Linked DNA regions of Homo sapiens: region 2 is linked to region 1. The links are chromatin loops, found by intact Hi-C in ENCODE. Cell type or tissue: ovary. All regions are shown on one strand. Each heading gives the region's core, and the rest is flanking DNA. Links, peaks and the distances in the headings are about the cores only. Region 1 overlaps LOC105376863 (a long non-coding RNA gene). Region 2 overlaps ELOA-AS1 (ELOA antisense RNA 1).

The links. A loop is a pair of places that touch in the nucleus more often than their neighbours do. Peaks named below come from ENCODE experiments on the same cell type or tissue, not always from the same donor. Only the 100,000 strongest peaks of a DNase experiment are listed, where the experiment ranks them.
Region 2: a loop joins it to region 1, with 2.7 times the contacts of the local background. A loop is called at or near these places in 5 of 110 quality-filtered maps.

The regions. Positions count from the first base shown.
Region 1 is chr1:24,013,964-24,024,437 of GRCh38, forward strand. It overlaps LOC105376863 (a long non-coding RNA gene), which reads left to right. Exons shown (of 3, transcript XR_947072.3): 2 at 9,704-9,798. Among named protein-coding and RNA genes, the nearest start is that of SRSF10, 39 kb to the left of the region's middle. In ovary, for the core only: a CTCF peak has its summit at 5,131; DNase peaks (open chromatin) are centred at 5,028 and 6,378; H3K27ac peaks cover 3,809 bases.
Region 2 is chr1:23,766,067-23,776,540 of GRCh38, forward strand. It overlaps ELOA-AS1 (ELOA antisense RNA 1), which reads right to left. Exons shown (of 4, transcript NR_038280.1): 2 at 6,202-6,360; 3 at 6,045-6,100. Among named protein-coding and RNA genes, the nearest start is that of ELOA-AS1, 7.0 kb to the right of the region's middle. RefSeq lists silencers at 1-27, 6,773-7,067. In ovary, for the core only: a CTCF peak has its summit at 6,231 (motif pointing right); a DNase peak (open chromatin) is centred at 6,245.

The DNA of each region.
Region 1 (10,474 bases), core at 1,352-9,351:
GAGGAAGGATTCCACCTGGAGTCTCGAGGGGGCGGAGGCCCTCTGACACTTTGATTTTGGCTGTCTAGCCTCTAGAACTGTGAGAGAATACATTTCTGCTGTTTTCAGCCCCCTAGTGTGTGGCACTTTGTTCCTGAAGCCCTAGTGCATCCTCTCCTCCATCCACTCTCCACCCCAGGTCACCAGGCTCTGATTTTGCCGCAAGAGCCTCTAAACTGGTCTCTGAGCTTCCAGTGGAGTTTCCTTTCCATTTATGCTCCATACAACAGCCTGGATGAGTTTTCTAAAGCTCAAATTACTCACCTGTTCACACACCTTTCAGTGGCTTCCCAGGACGCTAGATATAACTTCTGAATTCCCTTACCTGATACAAAAGGCCCTATGTGCCTTCCCAGCATCAACTTGTACCAGACTTTTTTTGTTGCTCTCAATGATTGCAACTCCCCCATTGCTCCTACTGTCTGACCGCTGGGCTTTTTTTTTTTTTTTAATGAGATGGAGCCTGGCTCTGTCGCCTAGGCTGGAGTGCAGTGGCGTGATCTCGGCTCACTGCAACCTCTGACTTCAGGGTTCAAGAGATTCTCCTGCCTCAGCTTCCCGAGTAGCTAGGACCACAGGTGCCCGCCACCACACTCAGCTAATTTTTGTATTTTTATTAGAGACGGGGTTTCACCATGTTGGCCAGGCTGGTCTCGAATTTCTGGACTCAAGTGATCTGCCCGCCTCGGCCTCCCAAAGTGCTGGGAATACAGGCATGAGCCATCACACCTGGCTGGACCTCTGGGCTTTGATTCCCATTCGATGTCCCTTCTCCCAAGAAGCCTCCTCCTAACAGTTAGTGCCCCTGCTATATGCTCTCTTCAAGCCCAGTTCTTACCCCATCAGAACACAGACTCCATTTATTATGATGCACACTTGCCTGTCTGTCTGCCTCCTGAATCTGTAAATTCCTCAAGGGCAGGGCAGTGTTTTCTTTAGCACTGAAACATTAGTGACCAACAGTGACTGTCCCATTTCAGGTGGTCAATTCATTGGATTTAGGGGAACAGACGGCTGACTCCTCTTACTATCTTTTTCTCCATGAGTTTCATATTTTGAAAGATTTTAGGCATTAAACACAGTTTATTAATTAAGTTAACCTTTGTGGACTTACGAGAGGATTAATGCATGGTTTTCTTTTTTCTTTTTAAAATATCGAAAACAGCTTGAAGAACCTCCAACCTGTTTTCTTTTTTGGGAAATAACTTATCACCCGGTGATCCTAGGTTTTGAATGTAGCCAATTCCCCTAGGTAAAGAAACTGAGGCCGAGAGAGGTGAAATGACTTGTCTAAGGTTTACAGTGTGTTAATAATGACACCAGGCTAAAACTCAAGTTTCCTGACTTCAAATCCAGGATTCTTTCTGCTGTTTTATAATAGACAGGGCTTCAGGAGACCTGGTATAGCCAGTTATGTGCTGGTAAATGTTTAACAACTGGCTCCATAGGAGGGAAAAAAAAGATCTTGATTTATAGCATTTGTCGATTTCTGTGGTGTAAATAACTCTACCTTGTCTAATTTCAAGCTACCTGAAGTAACTCAACATAAGGGTTGATTCAAGCAGACTCCAGCACACTGCTTAGATATAGCCCTTGATTTTAGACTTTGCAGGTTTCTGTTCTGGAGAAACTTCCATACCCTCTTTCTTTTTTTTTTTTAATTTTTAAAATTAAATTTTATTTATATTAATTTTATTTTTATTAAATAAAATTTATATTTTATTATATATAATTTATATGCTATTTTATTTATATTATATTAATTTTATTTATATTAAATTTATAAGGCATTATTCCTTAATCTTTTTATATGTTCTAGAAGAGTTTAAGCTACCTTAAATTCATATATCCTCTTTCTTAAAAATTTGTAGTGCTTGGAGACTCCCATCCCCCAGATACTGGCTGTTGCCAGAACATGCGAAACTCTTGCAGTCAGATGATGCAAAAGGCTATAAATAAAAATAAAGGATCCCAAAGGAATGACCTGCTGAAAATATGACAAGATGGAAAACTCATATAAGTAGAGAGTGCTGTTCATGGTCATGTGTTAGAACCAAAAGCCAGCGATGAACTCTGGAAAGATGAGTTAATGGAATACGAGTCCCTAAAGCATTTAGGCTGGGAGGAAGTGCCACCTCCTCTCCGTAGCTTTTCTGATTTATCTCAGGAAGAAATAATTCCTCCTTCCTTAGTAGATCCCAAATACTTACACCTCAGTTGCTTTTTTTATTTTTAGAATTGCATTGCATCTAGAATGTATTTTACAGAATACATCCAAACTCCTTAGTTTGGCAGAGAGGCCTTTTATTAAATGAATTTTCAAAGAGGTGGGTGGGACAACAGGAAGAACACAAGCTTCGGAGCTTGATTGATTCTGGGTTCAACTCCTGCTGCACTGCTTACTGCTGTGATACTTCAGGCCAGTTTCCTAACCTAGGCCTCGGTTCTTCATTCCTTTTTTCTTTTTTTTTTTTGAGACAGAGTCTTGCTCTGTTGCCCAGGCTGGAGTGCAGTGGCACAATCTTGGCTTACTGCAACCTCTGTCTCCCAGGTTCAAGCAATTCTCCTGCCTCAGCCTCCCAAGTAGCTGGGATTACAGGCGCCTGCCACCACGCCTGGCTAATTTTTTTGTATTTTTACTAGAGATGGGGTTTCACCATGTTGGCCGGGCTGGTTTTGAACTCCTGACCTCAAGTAATCCACCCGCTTCGGCCTCCCAAAGTGCTAGGATTACAGGTGTGAGCTACCGCACCTGTCCAGTTTCTTCATTCTTAAATACCTTCCTTATAAGGTTGACACAGACGGAAATGACAGAAGACATGTCAGGTGCCTAATACACCACCTGTTATGTGTTAAGGATGCAAGAAATGATCTGTTCTTTCTGTTTACTGGTGAAACATTTCCTGCTTGTTCAAATCTTTATATTTTTGGAGATGTGCTTTCCTATTAATGAGTTAGTTTATTTACACAGACTCCTAACAAATATTTAGAGCAAAATTCTCTGTGGACTGAATCTCTGATTCTGCTGTCTTTAATGTCTAGTGGTTTTATTTGTTTGTTTTTTTGAGACAGGGTCTTGCTCTGTCGCCCAGGCTGGAGTGCAATGGTGCCATCGTGGCTCACCGCAACCTCTGCCTCCTGGGTTCAAGTGATTCTCCTGCCTCAGCCTTCCGGGGAGCTGGGATTTCAGGTGCCCACCACCATGCCTGGCTAATTTTTGTATTTTTAGTAGAAATGGGGTTTCATCATGTTGGCCAGGCTGGTCTCGAACTCCTGACCTCAAGTGATCCGCCTGCCTCAGCCTCCCAAAGTGCTGGGATTACAGGTGTGAGCCACCGCACCTAGCTTAATGTCTAGTGGTTTTGCAGGACGAGGACACAGATAAATTCTTGGGCTCAGGGGTCAGGTATACCCCTTCCCAGGCAGAAAGTAAGATACCATGAAAATTGTTCTTAAATGTGATCTAAGTACTACAGGAAGGTGATGAGGGGACCTCACCAAATGCAGGATGTAACCAGAAGTGACACTGGTACCCCTGCTAAGGACTGGGCACTAATGCCATAGCATCTCCTTCAACCCTCACATTAACCCTATGGTGGTAGAATGACTCCTATTTTGCTAATGACAAAACTACATGCATTTACTCAACAATCTTCCTTGTGCACCTACTACATGCCAGGTATTTTCTAGGTGCTGGAGGTAGAGCATGGGCAAAAGGGACAAAAATCCCTGTCCCTGTGGAAGTGACATTAACAAGGTAATAAATAAGTTAAGGAAGTAAAATATAGAGCATGTCAGGTGGTGCTAAGAGCATGGAGAAAAATAAAGAAGAGTAGGAGCGTGGGGGATGCGTGAGGCTGCAATTTGATTTCTTTCTGGTTTTTTTTTTTTTTTTTTTTTTTTTTTTTGAGACAGAGTCTTGCTCTGTCACCCAGGCTGGAGTGCAGTGGCATGATCTCGGCTCACTGCAACCTTAGCCTCCCAGGTTCAAGCAATTCTCCTGCTCAGCTTCCCAAGTAGCTAGGATTACAGGCATGCACCACCATGCTCGGCTAACTTTTGTACTTTTAGTAGAGACGGGGTTTCACCATGTTGGTCAGGCTGGTCTTGAACTCCTGACCTCAAGCAATCCACCCGCCTTGGCCTCCTAAAGTGCTGGGATTACAGGCGTGAGCCACTGTGCCCAGCCTGCAATTTGATTTAAAGTGACTAGGGCGGCTGGGCAAGGTGGCTCATGCCTGTAATCCCAGCACTTTGGGAGGCCAAGGCAGGTGGATCATCTGAGGTCAGGAGTTCAAAATCAGCCTGGCCAACATGGTGAAACTCCACCTCTACTAAAAATACAAAATTAGCTGGGCATGGTGGCACATGCCTGTAATCCTAGCTACTTGGGAGGCTGAGGCAGGAGAATCGCTTGAACCTTGGAGGTGGAGGTTGCAGTGAGCCGAGATCGTGCCATTGCACTCCAGCCTGGGCGACAGAGCGAGACTCCATCTCAAGAAAAATAAATAAATAAATAAATAGAATAAATACATAAATAATTAAAGTAACCAGGAAATGTCTCATGGAGATGACCTTGGAACAAAGACATGGAGAAGGCAAGGGAGGTGGCCACGAGGATAACTTGTTCAGAAACTGACCTGGGGTTCCCAGGAATTGACAGGGCGGGTACTGGAATCTCTGTCTGGCTCTAAGGCCAGTGCTCTCCTTTCAACAAGGCTCTTTTTCAAGAAGCAGTGTCGCTGTCGTCCAAGCAGGCTGTGTGCGTGTGATGCTGTGTGCGCGCACATATGTGCTATTTAGGAATGTGTTATATTTCCATGGGTAGACCCTGTGGGGACCCAAGCTTCCCTACTGACATCTTCCAGAGGCTGAGGCCTCACATTGTTGGTTTTCATGGAAACTTGGCAACTTTCTAGTTATCCCGCCCTGAGCCCTGCACCACATTCCAATGGTTTTATTTGTGTGCCTTGGAGCTGTGCCAGGGCTGGGCCTGGGACAGGTTGCCATGGCGACCTCCCCACTCTTTCCAGATAAGAATTTCTCAAGGATGTTGACGTTGGGCCTGAAATAGTTCTACCCTGCTCTCAGCCCGTAGGAGGATGAACTTTGGCATGGAGAACTGAGTTAGGAAACCTACTCATTCCCTCAGTCTTTCAATTTGTGTACACTGAATCCTGGGTAAGAAAGACTTCTCGGGAGGGTACTCCAGGGCCCCCCAGCTTTAGGATTGAGGATGGCTTTGCTTAGGTACTAGAAGAGCTTCTTTCAGTTTTTCCATTCCAGTTGTTATATTCAGTGCTTGCCTTTGAGAGCCCTGCTAACATAAGATATTTTTTTTTCTTTTTTTTTCGAGATGGAGTCTCGCTCTTGTCATCCAGGCCGGAGTTCAGTGGTGCGATCTCAGCTCACTGCAACCTCTGCCTCCGAGGTTCAAGTGATTCTCCTTCCTCAGCCTCCCGAGTAGTTGGGATTACAGGTGCCCGCCACCATGCCCAGCTCATTTTTGTATTTTTTTAGTAGAGATGGGGTTTCACCATGAGAGCCAGGCTGGTCTCGAACTCCTGACCTCAAGTGATCTGCCCGCCTCAGCACCCCAAAGTGCTGGGATTATAGGTGTGAGCCACTGTGTCCAGCTTTTTTTTTTTTTTTTGAGATGAAGTCTTGTTGTGTGGCCCAGGCTGGAGTGCAGTGGTACAATCTTGGCTCGCTGCAACCTCTGCCTCCTGGGTTCAAGCAGTTCTTGTGTCTCAGCCTCCCTTGTGGCTGGGATGATAGGCATGTGCCACCACGCCCAGCTAATTTTTGTATTTTTAATAGAGACGGGGTTTCACCATGTTGCCGAGGCTGGTCTTGAACTCCTGGACTCAAACAATCCTCCTGCCTTGGCTTCCCAAAGTGTTGGGATTACAGGTGTGAGCCACTGCACCTGTCCTGAAAGAACAACTGTCACTGGGAATTTGCTTTCAGAAAGAAAAAATGTCAGTGTTCATGCCTTTAACTCAAAATAATTCTTAAGCCAAAATAGCATATTTTGGGGTGGCGTATTCTTCCGCCCTTCACTTTTTTTCCCAGTAAATATTATTTTGAGTGAATAAAGTGACTCATCCAAAAATTCTTTTTTTTTTTTGATGACTTGTCCAAATTCACTGCATCAGTTATCTATTTCTGTATAACAAAACACTCTTGGATTTAGTGGCTTATGACAACACTGTCTTATTTGTTTATGATTCTGTGGGTCAGCTATTTGAGGTGGGATGGATGGTTCTTCTCCTGGTCTTGGCCGAGACCACTTGCAACTGCAGTCGGCTGGGGGTTTGGCTGGGAGCTGGTTGATCTGGGGCCTCAGCCAGGGTATGTTTTTGCTCCTTGTGGTCTTACGTCCAACAGGCTAGTGTCCTGGGCTTCTTTCTGAGAAAGTGAGGCTGAGGGCCTCTTCAGGGGCAGATCCTGAAGCAGTTCTAGGGGTCTTCTCTAAAGAAAATAAAAGCCATTAATATGAAATTAGGTCCAGAGCCTTGGAAGAGGCCGGTGCAAGTAAAGGGCCCAAAGCTTGAGCTGCAGGAGCCTCCCAGAACATCCGCCTTTGGTCTTCTCTGCTCTTGGATCCTCAGTGAGACTTGATGGGGTCTGACATCATTCTTACCCTTGAGAATGGGCCAGGGAACTAGCATGACATGGAACAGGGCCTCTTCTCAGTGACACACCTAAGAACCCTCTCCCTCCTCCCCAACTTGCCCCTCTCCTCTCAATCTTGAAGCTGCTATTGCTGTACTTCATCACGCTGAATTTATTGAGACACAAACTTTTATCAGGCTTTAGATTTTATTTTATTTTATTTTTTTTGAGATGGATCCTCACTCTGTCACCCAGGCTGGAGTCCATCTTGGCTTACTGCAACCTCCACCTCCCGGGTTCAAGCAATTCTCCCACCTCAGCCTCCCGAGTAGCTGGAATTTCAGGCGAGTGACACCACATCTGGTTAATTTTTGTATTTTTAGTAGAGATGGGGTTTCACAATGTTGGCCAGGATGGTCTGGAATTCCTGACCTCAGGTGATCCGCTCGCCTCGGCCTCCCAAAGTGCTGGGATTACAGGCATGAGCCACTGGACCCCGCCAGATTTTATTTTATTTTATGAGTCAGGATCTCAATGTGTCGCCGTTGGAGTGCAGTGGCGCGATCATGGCTCATGCAGCCTCAAACTCTCCATCTCAAGTGATCCTCCAACTTCAGCCTCCTAAATAGCTAGGACTGTAGGTACTCCACAAATGCCTGGTGAATTTTTGTTTACTTTTTGTAGAAACAGAGTCTCACTATATTGCCCGGGCTGGTCTCAAAACTCCTGGATTTAAGTGATCCTCTCCTTGGCTTCCCAAAGCTCTGGGATTACAGATGTGAGCCACTGCCCCTGGCCTAGGCTTTAGATTTAAAAATTCAACTCCTGCCCCTATTTCCCCCCACAAATATGCTCTCTGGCATAAATTTCAAAGGTCTATTTGAAACTCAAAAGCTAAGAATGGACTCTTTGTTCTGCTGTATCCCCCATCACTTCCTGAGGGAATGAGCTTCAAATGTCCTACCTGCTTCCCAAATGGGCGGAAAGATTCAGGAACAAAGCCCACATTAGATAACAGTATAAAATAGCTTCCGGCTGCATGGTTAGAACTGTTTATTTACACAGGTTTAGGAGCACCAGGTGAAAAATGTGAGCTTTGCCCTCACTTGGGGTTCAAATTTACCTGGGCATGTTTGGTGGGGGATGGAACCACACCGTAGGTGCAATTGTGTTCCAGAGAGAGAGGCGACAATGGAGAAGAAGGAATACACCATGCTAGGCTCAGACGTGGGGCCTTGGGTGGGATGTAGGCAGTGGCTCTTTGCACGGGGTGTGGCTATAACTGGGACCTCCAGGTGGTGGCTCATGGTTGCACTGGGGAAGTAAACTAATCTAGGCATAAAAGTTGATGAAGCTGTAGCACCAGGAGTCCAAGCTGTGAAGGAAGTTGAGTCCTTCCTCCGCCAGCAGCAGACTGTGAGCTGCAGAGTCAAATATGTAAGTAGCAATTATTGGTGAGGCTGTTGGCAGCTCATGGACAAGAACAGAGGTTGTTGGCAGGCAGGCAAATAGCAAGGGCAAGGTCAGTGGCCCTGGTTGGGTTCTGGGTCTGGTGTGATGGTAGTGAGAACTGCAAGAACTCTTTTCACCTAATGACTCCAAACTCCTGTGCTAAGAGATTTGACCAGCCCTAGCATGGCTTCTAGCAGCCTAAGGTGGCATCTCTGGGACCATCCAGCCCCCTTTTAAGTTCCTGTCTGTAAAATCTCCGGGCTGTCAAAAGAATTAACTGTTTGTTGCAGCCAGCACCTAACATAGACCCCTGACCTCCCTTTTGCAAAGCATTCATGCAAAGGGCTTCCTATTGAGACTCCTTCCTCTGCCCCTTTGAGATGTGTGTCTATCTCCTACAACTTACCTTTCTCAAAGACCTGAAAGCCATTCCTTTGAAATGTGATTATCAGGAGGGCCTCTGTCTCCCAGTCTCTGTGGGAGGACAGAATCCCGACCTTGTTGATCACCAGCTAGCAGACACAGCTGGCCGACTGCATTTTCACTTGATCATTTTTCCCTTTAGTCCCTGCTTGCCTCCACCCACTCCCACTCCCACTCCCACTCCCATTCTCCCTTTAAAATGCTGTCACCTCTGGGTAAACCAGAAGAGAGCTCAGCTCCTTTCCCTACTGCCCCTCATTACTGCATATAATCTGTTTTCACTGCTTTAACTAGTGTCTGGCTTGTTTTTCTTTGACAGTTGCTCAGGGGTTAGAAATGGCCCTCCTGGGCAACTCAAAGCTGCAGCATGCATGAGGGGTGAATCAGAGGAGAACTGGTATCCAATCAGGTGATGGTGACAGGGTGGAGCGGTGACCTATGAGCAGGAGTGGTCTGGCCAGCATTGAGGATATATTAGGGACCACAACTGGGGCACATGGTGGTTTTTGTCCAAGAGAGACAGCCAAGTGTACAGCCTGAAGCAAATTGATGTGGGCAGAGAGCATGGGAGTCACCTCCCCGAGTAGTCCTGCAGACATACAAGGGGGGCAGGAGACCCAGAAAGGAGGCATCCTGCTCATTTGGCATCCTGCTCTTTTTTTTTTCTTTTTTTGAGATAGAGTTTCACCTTGTAGCCCAGGCTGGAGTGCAATGGTGTGATCTCAGCTCACTGCAACCTCAGCCTCCTGGGTTCAAGTGATTCTCCTGCCTCAGCCTCCCAAGTAGCTGGGCTCATAGACATGCGCCACCACACCTGCTTAATTTTGTGTTTTTAGTAGTGATGGGGTTTCACCATGTTGGTCAGGCTGGTCTTGAATTCCTGACCTCAGGTGATCTGCCCGCCTCGGCCTCCCAAAGTGCTGGGATTACAGGCATGAGCCACCACGCCTGGCCTCATCCTGCCCTTTTACATGTCAGCTGTTGAGTCCACAGTCTTTCTGTCAATCAGAACTTATTTGTGTACATAAACCACAGATAAAACTCTCTGTGTACTATCGTGGCAATGCTTGGAGATCCCTGTTCACCCAAGAATCTCTTTATTGGGACCATTTATCACAGTCATTATCATTGACCACGTGAATGAGATAATTATTTTGTCTTCTTCCTGCAGGATGGAAAGTTTCCTTTTGAGAGGAGAAAAAAATGGTGAAAAGAAAATTCTAGCAAATAAAAAATGATTTGCAAGGCTTCTCCTGTACTTGCTAAGTAAGTAAGGGGGCTCTTTGGATGACCTCAGACTTTTGGGAAATTGAGAAAGCATATTCCACAGCAGCAGTCCCATGTGGGGGTAGGAGTGGGGTGGCAGAGGGGCAGGGAAGAGAGCTAGAAATGGGGCACGAGGCTGAGGACCCAGGACAGAAAAACTCTGCACCTGCCCCTTTAGTGACCAAGAGTGAATTTCAAACCTAGATTTTGAGTGACAGTAAATTTATATAAATATTTTGAGGCCGGGCACGGAGGCTCACGCCTGTAATCCCAGCACTTTGGGAGGCCGAGGTGGGTGGATCATGAGGTCAGGAGATGGAGACCATCCTGGCTAACACGGTGAAACCCCGTCTCTACTAAAAAATAGAAAAAATTAGCTGGGTGTGTTGGTGGGCACCTGTAGTCCCAGCTACTTGGGAGGCTGAGGCAGGAGAATGGTGTGAACCTGGGAGGCAGAGCTTGCAGTGAGCCAAGATCATGCCACTGCACTCCAGCCTGGGCGACAGAGCGAGACTCTGTCTCAAAAAAAAAAATTTGAAACAAGGTCTTTGCTTTGTTGCCCAGGCTGAAGTGCAGTGGCATGATCACAACTCACTGTAGCTTTGACCTCCTGCGCTCATGCAATACACCTACTTCAGCCTCCCAAGTAGCTGGGACTGCAGGCTCCCCCCACCAT
Region 2 (10,474 bases), core at 1,665-9,664, 250 kb before region 1:
TTGGGGGGCCAAGGTGAGAGATTACTTGAGTCCAGGAGGTTGAAACTAGCCTGGGCAACATAGTGAGATCTTGTCTCTAAAAAAATAAAATATTAGGCCAGGCGCGGTGGCTCATGCCTGTAATCCCAGCACTTTGGGAGGCTGAGGCGGGCAGATCACCTGAGGTCAGGAGATCAAGACCAGCCTGACCAACATGGAGAAACCCCATCTCTACTAAAAATACAAAATTAGCCGGGTGTGGTGGCACATGCCTATAATCCCAGCTACTCGGGAGGCTGAAGCAGGAGAATACCTTGAACCTGGGAGGTGGAGGTTGAAGTGAGCCAAGATCATGCCATTCAAAATAAAATAAAAATAAAACAAAATAAAATAAAATATTAGTTGGGCATGGTGGCATGAACCTGTAGTTCTAGCTACTCAGGAGGCTGAGGTGGGAGGATTGCTTGAACTCGGGGAGGTTGAGGCTGCAGTGAGCCAAGATCATCCCACTGCGCACCAGCCCGGGTGAAAGAGCAAGACCCTGTCTCAAAAAAGAAAAAAGAAAAAAAAAAAAAAGGCCAGGCATGGTGGCTCATGCCTGTAATCCCAGCACTTTGGGAGGTCAAGGCAGATGAATCACCTGAGGCCAGGAGTTCGAGACCAGCCTGACCCACATGGAGAAACTCCGTCTTTACTAAAAATACAAAATTAGCTGGGCGTGGTGGTGCATGCCTGTAATCCCAGCTACTTGGGAGGCTGAGGCAGGAGAATCGCTTGAACCCAGGAGGTGGAGGTTGCGGTGAGCCGAAATTGTGCCACTGCACTCCAGTCTGGACAAGAGCAAAACTCCGTCTCAAAAAAAAAAAAAAAAAAAAAAGAGACATGGCCCTTGCCCTCATGAAGCTTTCATCTAGTAGGGAGACAGTTATCAAATAACTGCACAAATAATTCTTTTTTTTTTTTTTTTTTTTGAGACAAAGTCTTGCTCTATTGGCAGGCTGGAGTGCAGTGGCGCGATCTTGGCTCACTGCAACCTCCGCTTCCCGGATTCAAGCAATTCTCCTGCCTCAGGCTCCCGAGAAGCTGGGACTACGAGTGTGCGCCACCATGCCCAGCTAATTTCTGTATTTTTGGTAGACACGGGGTTTTACCATGTTGGCCAGGATGGTCTCGATCTCTTGACCTCGTGATCTGCCCGCCTCGGCCTCCCAAAGTGCTGGGATTACAGGCGTGAGCCACCGCGCCTGGCTTTTTTTTTTTTTTTTTTTTTTTTTTTTGAGACGGAGTCTCACTCTGTCACCAGGGCTGGAGTGCAGTGGCGCGATCTCCGCTCACTGCAAGCTCCACCTCCCGGTTCACGCCATTCTCCTGCCTCAGCCTCCCGAGTAGTTGGGACTACAGGCTCTCGCCACCACGCTCGGCTAATTTTTTGTATTTTTAGTAGAGACGGAGTTTCACCGTGTTAGCCAGGATGGTCTTGATCTCCTGACCTCGTGATCCACCCACCTCGGCCTCCAAGAGTGCTGGGATTACAGGCGTGAGCCACGGCGCCCGGCCACAAATAATTCTTTAAAGTACAGGTTTCTGGGCCCTACTGAAGAAATATGGTTGAATAGGTCAAAGGTAGGATCTGGAAACAGGTACGCTTTTGTAGGCTTCCCCCAATGAACTCGATGAGCGGCCTGGTTTGGGAATGTCTAGTGTAGTGGAAAAAGCATGCATGACCTTTGGGATGAGACCCAGGTTCAAATCCTGCCTCCACCACTCCCACACCTCTCTGAGCCTCAGTTTCCTCATTGGTAAAATGGGAATTATGACACTCTGCAGGAATTCTTATAAGGATTCAATGACAGAAGGGGAGCCACATTTTAGTGTCCCTCCTTCTTTCCCTCTAAATGTGGAATGAAAGAAAAAGGTTTTGTTTTTTACTGATGGGAATTCAAACTTCAGGGTCACAAGCTAAGAACTATTTTGAGGTCAACAAGTCCTTCCTGATAAATGAAATCTTAGTGCCTGCTTCCTCAGAGTTAGTTTGACTTTTCTGTTTTGGGGCCCCATTCTAATTTTTTCGGGTCCCTTAAACTGCAGCTTCTAACAACCACTAAAAAGGAAGACCACCTAATTTCTTACGGCCACAAACTCAAATACCAGGGGTTTGGTATGTGACAGCAGGCTGTGATGGGAACAGAAAGAAAATGGAGCTATTCACACAGCTCCACTTTATTGCTTCCGGGTTGAAGACAGGGCCCAGTGTTGCCACCTCTTCTGGATTTAAAGAAAATGGCCGGCCAGGTGCGGTGGCTCATGCCTGTAATCCCAGAACTTTGGAGGTGAGGCAGGTGGATCACTTGAGGTCAGGAGTTTGTGACCAGCCTGCCAACATGGTGAAACTCCGTCTCTACCAAAATATACAAAAATTAGCCAGGTGTGGTGGCGTATGCCTGCAGTCCCAGCTACTTGGGAGGCTGAGGTGGGAAAATCTCTTGAACCTGGGAAGCAAAGTTTGCACTGAGTGACAAAGCTCCAGCCTGGGTGACAAAGTGAGACCCTGTCTCAAAAAAAAAAAAAAAAAAAAAAAGGAAAAAGGAATAGGCTCAGCAGTAGTTCTCAACTAGAGGTGACTTTGTTCCCAGTATGACACTTGGCAACATCTGGAGACATTTTGGTTGTCGCTGTTGTTGGGGAGCTATGGGCATCTAGTGGGCAGAGGCCACGGATGCTGCTATCCATGCTACAATGCACAAGACAGCGCCCCTCCCCCAACAAAGAATTATCTGGCCGAAAATGTAAATAGAGCCAAGGTTGAGAAGCCTTGGACATGGTTCTGTTGCAGCAACAACCCTCAAATCTCAGTGGCTTGCAACAACAGAGGTCTCACCGCCTGTCCATTGTGAGTCTGACAGGGATCTGCTTTATGTCATCCTCACTCAGGGGCCCAGGCTAAGGGAGGTGCCATTCCCATGCTTGTAAGATCTTCGAGGCAAGTAGAGAATATTAATATATTATTAACATTAATTATAATAATAAAAAATAATATTAATTACAATATTGATATAACTGTTAAGTTTTGTCTAGAAGTGACATCTATCATTGCCATCATATTGCATTGGCTGCACCTTAATTCATGGGGTCAAGGAAGCACAATCCATCCATGTTCCTGGATGCAGAGAATTGGGAATATTTGCTAACAGCATTAAAGATTCCAAAGGTTGGGTGCACCAAAACCTCAGAGATCACCACTAAAGAACTTATTCATGTAACCAAACACCACCTGTTCCCCCAAAACTTATTGGAAAAAACTAAAAATCCAGAGAAAAATGTATGCTGACCAAAAAAAACAAAAAAACCTCCAAAGGTAATCATGACAGCCTGGGCTCTAGGTAATCCACAAGGCTCAGAGAAGGGCAGCTAAGGGCACAGGCTGTGGAGTCAGACGTCAGACTTGGCTTCAAACCCCACACTTTCTAGCCATGTGGACTTGAGCATGTCACTTAATCTCTCAGTTTCTTTCTCTAAAAATGAGGAAAATAGGCTGGGCGTGGTGGCTCACACCTGTAATCCCAGCACTTTGGGAGGCCCAGGCAGGCGGATCACGAGGTCAGGAGCTCGAGACCAGCCTGGCCAATATGGTGAAACCCGGTATCTACTAAAAATACAAAAATTAGGCCAGACGTGGTGGCCCACGCTTGTAATCCCAGCACTTTGGGAGGTCAAGGAAGGCGGGTCACGAGGTCAGGAGTTCGAGACCAGCCTGACCATCATGGTGAAACCCTGTCTTTATTAAAAATACAAAAATTAGCCAGGTGTGGTGGTGTGAGCCTGTAATTCCAGTTACTCAGGAGGAAGAGGCAGGAGAATTGCTTGAACCTGGAAGGTGGAAGTCGCAGTGAGCCGAGATTACGCCACTGCACTCCAGCCTAGGTGACAGAGTGAGACTCCATCTCACAAAAAAAAAAAAAAAAAAAAAAGTCTGGGTGCTGTGGCTCACGCCTGTAATCCCAGCACTTTGGGAGGCCAAGGTGGGCGGATCACGAGGTCAGGAGATCAAGACCATCTCTACTAACCCTGTCTCTAATAAAAATACAAAAAATTAGCTGGGCGTGGTGGTGGGCACCTGTGGTCCCAGCTACTCGGGAGGCTGAGGCAGGAGAATGGCGTGAACCCGGGAGATGGAGCTTGCAGTGAGCCGAGATCATGCCACTGCACTCTAGCCTGGGCGACAGAGTGAGACTCTGTCTCAAAAAAAAAAAATTAATTAATTAAAATAATAATAATAATAATTAGCTGGGTATGGTGGTGTGCGCCTGTAGTCCCAGGTACTCAGGAGGCTGAAGCAGAAGAATCACTTGAACCCAGGAGGTGGAGGTTGCAGTGAGCTGAGATTGTGCCACTGCACTCAGCCTGGGTGACAGAGCGAGGCTCCATCTCAAAAAAAAAAAAAAAAAAAAAAACAAGGGAAAATAAATCAACCTTGCAGTGTTAAAATGCTTAGAACAGTGCCTGGCACACAGAAACAGCTCAGGACATGTTAGCCAGGATGATGATGATGATGGATTAGGCCAGGCGCCAATCACGGAGTGGGCATTTAGTAAACAGTTGTTGTTATAACCTAAGCTCTGAGGAAAATGACTTGTCCAAGGTAACACAGCTGGTAAGTGCAGCATGGTGGAGAAGAGCCTAAGCTCTGGGGTCTCAGCCTGGCACATCGTAAATCATAAATATTAAATAATATTTGGAGGAGGTTCAGTGTGGTTAAGAACATGGACTCAGGCCAGGCACGGTGGCTCACACCTGTAATCCTAGCACTTTGGGAGCCTGAGGCGGGCAGATCACGAGGTCAGGAGATCGAGACCATCCTGGCTGACACGGCGAAACCCCGTCTCTACTAAAAATAGAAAAAATTAGCCCGGCGTGGTGGCGGGTGCCTGTAGTCCCAGCTACTCTGGAGGCTGACGCAGGAGAATGGCGTGAACCCGGGAGGCGGAGCTTGCAGTGAGCTGAGATCGCGCCACTGCACTCCAGCCTGGGGGACAGAGCGAGACTCTGCCTCAAAAAAAAAAAAAAAAGAACATAGACTCGGTAGCTCACACCTATAATCCCAGCATTTTGGGAGGCTAACAGGGGCGCATCCTTTGATCCCAGGAGTTTGAGACCAGCCTCGGCAACATGGCAAAACTCCGTCTCTACAAAATATACAAAAATTAGCCAGGCATGGTGATGTGTGCCTGTAGTCCCAGCTACTCAAGAGGCTGAGGCAGGAGGATCACTTAAGCCTGGGGGTGTCAAGGCTGCAGTGAGCTGAGATCACGACACTGCACTCCAGTCTGCGTGGCAGAGCAAGACCTTGTCTCAAAAAATAAATAAATAAAAATAACATGAACTCCCGAGGCTGACTGCCGGGTTCAAATCCTAGCTCTACTACTGACCACCTGTATGAACTTGAGCAAGTAACTCAGCCTCTCTGTGCCCAGTTTTCTCATCTATAAAATGAAGCTAATAATAAAACACCTGCAATTAGGAAAATTAAAAAATAACATTAGTAAAGCCCTCGGGACCCATATGGTTGTTAGCTGCTACAGTATTACTATGCCCTCAGTTCGCCACAAAGAAGCATTCAAAAGTAACAGAAAATAATTAACAGTATCATTTCACCCACCCAATTGAGATAGGAGAGAAGAAAATGGATACAAATTCAGCAATCCTTGAGCTAAGAAAATGTTTACAGCCAGGGGTGGTCGCTCAGGCCTCTAGTCCCAGCAGTTAGGGAGGCTGAGGCCAGCAGATCACTTGAGTCCAGGATTTCGAGACCAGCCTAGGCAATGTGATGAAACTCCATCTCTACAAAAAATACAAAAATTACCTGGGCATGGTGGCATGCACCTGTAGTCCCAGCTACTCAGGAGGCTGAAGTGGGAGGACTGGTTGAGCCCAGGAGGCAGAAGTTGCAGTGAGCCAAGACTGTGCCACTGCACTCCAGCCTGGGTGGCAGAGTGAGACCCTATCTCCAAAAAAAAAAAAAAGTTTATAAATGGAGCAATGGGAAAAAACTTGGATGCTTTTCTTACCTGCCCCAGGGTAGTCCTAGAAATCAGTGAGAATTCCCATTTGTCCTCAGAGATTCCTGCAACATAGGAGTGCAAGAGAGGAGACAGTAAGCAGAGGCACAAGGCATTACTCCCAAATCACAGCTAAGCCACCCTGCAACCCTGGCCGGCTCCTTACAAACCCAGCTCCCTTAGCAACTGCAGTTTCCCATCCAACCAGACGAGGGCGCCGAGCTGACAGTCTTGCTGCTGGCAATAGTGATAGCCGCTGTGAAAGCACAGTAGATGCTCGTCCACTTGTCGAGGAGAATGCTGAATTCTTACCACTTTTGCACCACTGTAAAGTCACAAAGTCATAAGTCGAACCACCATAAACTGGGGATTATCCGCAGTCCCCCCTTATCTGTGGGCGATATGTTCCAAGACCCTCAGGGGATGACTGAAATAGTACTGAACGCTATATATACAGTACTATGCTTTTTTCTATACATACATACCTATGATTACATTTAATTTATAAATTAGGCACGATGAGATTAAACAACTAATAATAAAATGGAACAATTATAGCAATATGATGTAATACAGTTATCAGGCACTGTGCTCATAACTTTTGCAGTTTCATGTGTGGCAGCAAAACTAGCAGGTATTTCTTTTTCCTTCTTCATAATTTCACAGATAGAAGATTCGTTCTTACTACAGATCTTAGCGACCTCAGCACACTTTATTTTTTCTTTCCTTATTATAACTTTTACCTTTTCATTTAAAGAAAGAACTTTATGGCTTCTCTTTGCCATATCCAAATTGCTAGCATGACTACTCTTGCACTTTGGGGCCATTATTAAGTCAAATAAGGGTGACTTGAACACAAGCATTGCAATATCACGGCAGTCGATCCGATAACGAACAGGGCACTTACTTAGTAAGTGACTAACGAACAGGGAGTGTATACAGCGTGGAGGCACTAGACAAAGGGACGATTCAGGTTCCCCAGGTGGACAGAGCGGGACAGCACAAGACTTCATCACGCTACTCAGGACAGCATGCAATTTAAAATTTACAGATGGTTTATTTCTGAAAATTTCCATTTAATATTTTTGGACAGTGGTTGACTGCATGTAACTGAAACCACAGAAAGCAAAACCGAGTCAGGGGCAGGGGAGGGGGGCGGCTACAGTAATAGCCTTTCCCTGTGGACCAGATGTTATACCAAACACTTTCATGTGTTATTTCACATTACTGTCATAGCACTCCACAACATAGGTACTGTTATGATTCCCATTTTATGTAAGACAAATCTGAGGCCTAGAAAAATAAATAAATAAAAAGAAAAAAGAAAAAAATCTGAGACCTAGAGAGGTTAAGCAATTTGCCTAGCAGGCCAAACCTAATATTTGCAGGACAGGAGCAAGAATACAGCTGAATGCATACTTAAAAAGTTATAAATGACCCTAATGAACTATTAAATAAAAGACAATCTATTCTGCTATGTCAATAAATAAACCTTCACAATGACCTGGAAGACCACATTCACATTTTTGGGCCTCTCAGAGTTCTGTACTAGAAGGTGGTGAGAGGCAGAGAACAGGACCCTAGCCCTGCCCCATTCTCTCCATATCTCTAAATCTGTGTGCCTGGAAGGGCCTTGTGTCCACGCATGCAGAGGTCCTAACCTGTGTGCTCACACTTTGTTCTAGGGGTTCTAAATTGAAAAGGTCCCTCAGGTATCCAGCACAATGAATGACAAAAGAGACCAAAGCACAACAAAAATCATCACATTCTAGAATACCAAGAGAAGATCTTAAAAGCTTCCAGAAAACGGGGTGGGGTGGGGGGAAAACCCATAAAAAGAATCAGGATTCAGAACAGCATTGTATTTATCAAAGCCAGAAGAAAACCAGAGCAATTTCTTCACAATTATGAAAGAATTCTATCCACAGCCAAACTACTAATTAAGTACAGTAGAATAAAGCCATTTTCAGTGCCACTTAACATGTATGGCAGCATGGTAGCCAGCCACTAAGGTGGCCTCTAATGATTTCTACCTCCTGGTATCTGCACTCTTATGAAGTTCCCGCACACACTGAATATGGCTGACCTGTGAAACCATGGGATGTTGCAAAATTGACAATATGGGACTTCTGTGGCTAGGTCATAAAAGACATTGGTGGTTTCTACCTTGCCCTTAGATCACTTGTTCTGCTGAAAACCAGCTGCTGTATCATGAGGACACTCAAACAGTACTATTGAGAGGTCCATGTGTTAAGGAACTGGGGCCTCCTGCCAAGAGCCTGCACAAACTTGCCAGCCGGGGCTTCTCCAGCCCTGGCCAAGCCTTCATATGATTTCAGGCTCATGAGAGACCCCAAGCCAGAACCACCCAGCTAGGACGCTCTCAAATTCCTAACTCACAGAAACTGTGAGATGATAAATGTTAATTGTTGTTTTGAGGAGAGAGGCCATTTCTCTTACTGTCTCTGAAGAGAAGGAAGAAGTAAAAGCTGAAAAACAACAGGAATGAAGTCAGTGGCAAGACCAACTGATGCCACTTACCAGGCCTGAGGTTAAAGATTAACGCCCCCACCCTAACCACATGTGTTACCTATAGATCACTTGCTCAATCTATCACAACCCTTTCACGTGGACCCCCTTAGAGTTATAAGCCCTTAAAAGGGCCAGGAACTTTTTCTTTGGAGAGCTTGGTTCTTGAGACACAACTCTGCCAACGCTCCTGGCCGAATAAAGTCTCTTCCTTCTTTAACCTGGTGTCTGACAGGTTTTATCTGCAGCTTGTCCTGCTACAGTTTTAAGCCATTAAGTTTGGGAATAATTTGTTACACAACAAAAGACAACTAATACAGACCTACTGGGAGGGGAGGAGCCACAGTATTTTGCAGTTCTTCCAATCAGGAGGTGAAGTCTACAGTCTAGCTCTCCACTCTAGAATTTGGATTTGGCTGATGGGTCATTATAGAAAGATTATAGATGTAAGGCTTAAAAAGTGCTTGTGCTGGCAGGGCGCAGTGGCTCATGCCTGTAATCCTAGCACTTTGGGAGGCCGAGGTGGGCAGATCACCTGAGGTCAGAAGTTTGAGACCAGCCTGCCCAACATGGTGAAACCCCATCTCTACTAAAAATACAAAAATTAGCCAGGCGTGGTGGCAGGCGCCTGTAATCCCAGCTACTCGGAAGGCTGAGGCAGGAGAATCGCTTGAACCCGGGAGGGGGAGGTTGCAGTGAGCGGAGATTGTGCCACTGCACTCCAGCTTAGGTGACAGAGCAAGACTCCATCTCAAAAAAAAAAAAAAAAAAAAAAGTGCTTGTGCAATTGAGTCTTGCCCTCTCTTGCTCCTGGGAACTCTGCAATTATCACCATGTAATTTAGCTAGGCTTGTCTGCTGGAGACACGTGGTCCCATCATCCCAGCTAACAGCCAGCATCAAGCAGACGAGAGTGAGACCATCCCAAACTTTCCAGCCCAAGCTGAACTGGCCCAGAAAAGCTAATCCACAGGATCATGCGAATTAATCAATGTTTGTTGTTTAAAGCTATCAAAGTTTTAGGGTAATCTGTTACACAGCATAAGCTAATTGATACAGCATATTTACTTTGTGTGCACCTCCCGCCTCAACCTCCCCACCCTAACCAGGAAACTACTGATGTGTTACAAGAACACTACAGGATGTGTTCAAAGCCTGGTTACCTCCTAACTTTACCTAGTCTCAGACAAGTTAGTTTGCCTCTTTCAGCCTCAGTTTTCCTCATCTTCAAATTGGAGATAACAGTAGGTAATAGCACCTAGCTCTCTTTTTTTTTTTTTTGAGATGGAGTCTCGCTCTGTCGCTCAGGCTGGAGTGCAGTGGCACAATCTCGGCTCACTGCAACCTCTGCCTCCTGGGTTCAAGCGATTCTCCTGCCTCAGCCTCCCGAGTAGCTGGGATTACAGGCACACGCTACGATGCCTGGCTAATTTTTCTATTTTTAGTAGAGACGGGGTTTCACCATGCTGGCCAGGCTGGTCTCAAACTCCTGACCTCAAGTGATCTACCCGCCTCGGCCTCCCAAAGTGTTACAGGTGTGAGCCACCACACCTGGCTGTACCTAGCTCTTAAAGTTCATGTGACAATTAATTGAGATGAACTACATAATGTGCTTAGCACACAGTGCTCAAATAAATCATTAATGAAGGCAACAGGAAAAAGCCAAAATGAGTAGATCTCCGGGGTAAGGCCTGAGTTGGTTCTTCAAAAGGACACTCTTACCAAAGAAAGGCTACCAAGTATATCAGTCAAGTAAACATTTACTGTTTGCCACATTCCAGGTCCCTTACCTGAAACTGTGACCTAAAAGCAGGAATAATTCACGGCACTGAGCTATTTTGAAACAGAACCAAGCTTGCTTATTGCACAAGTAACTAAAATAGGACATCAAAATATTTTTCTTGTTTTTAT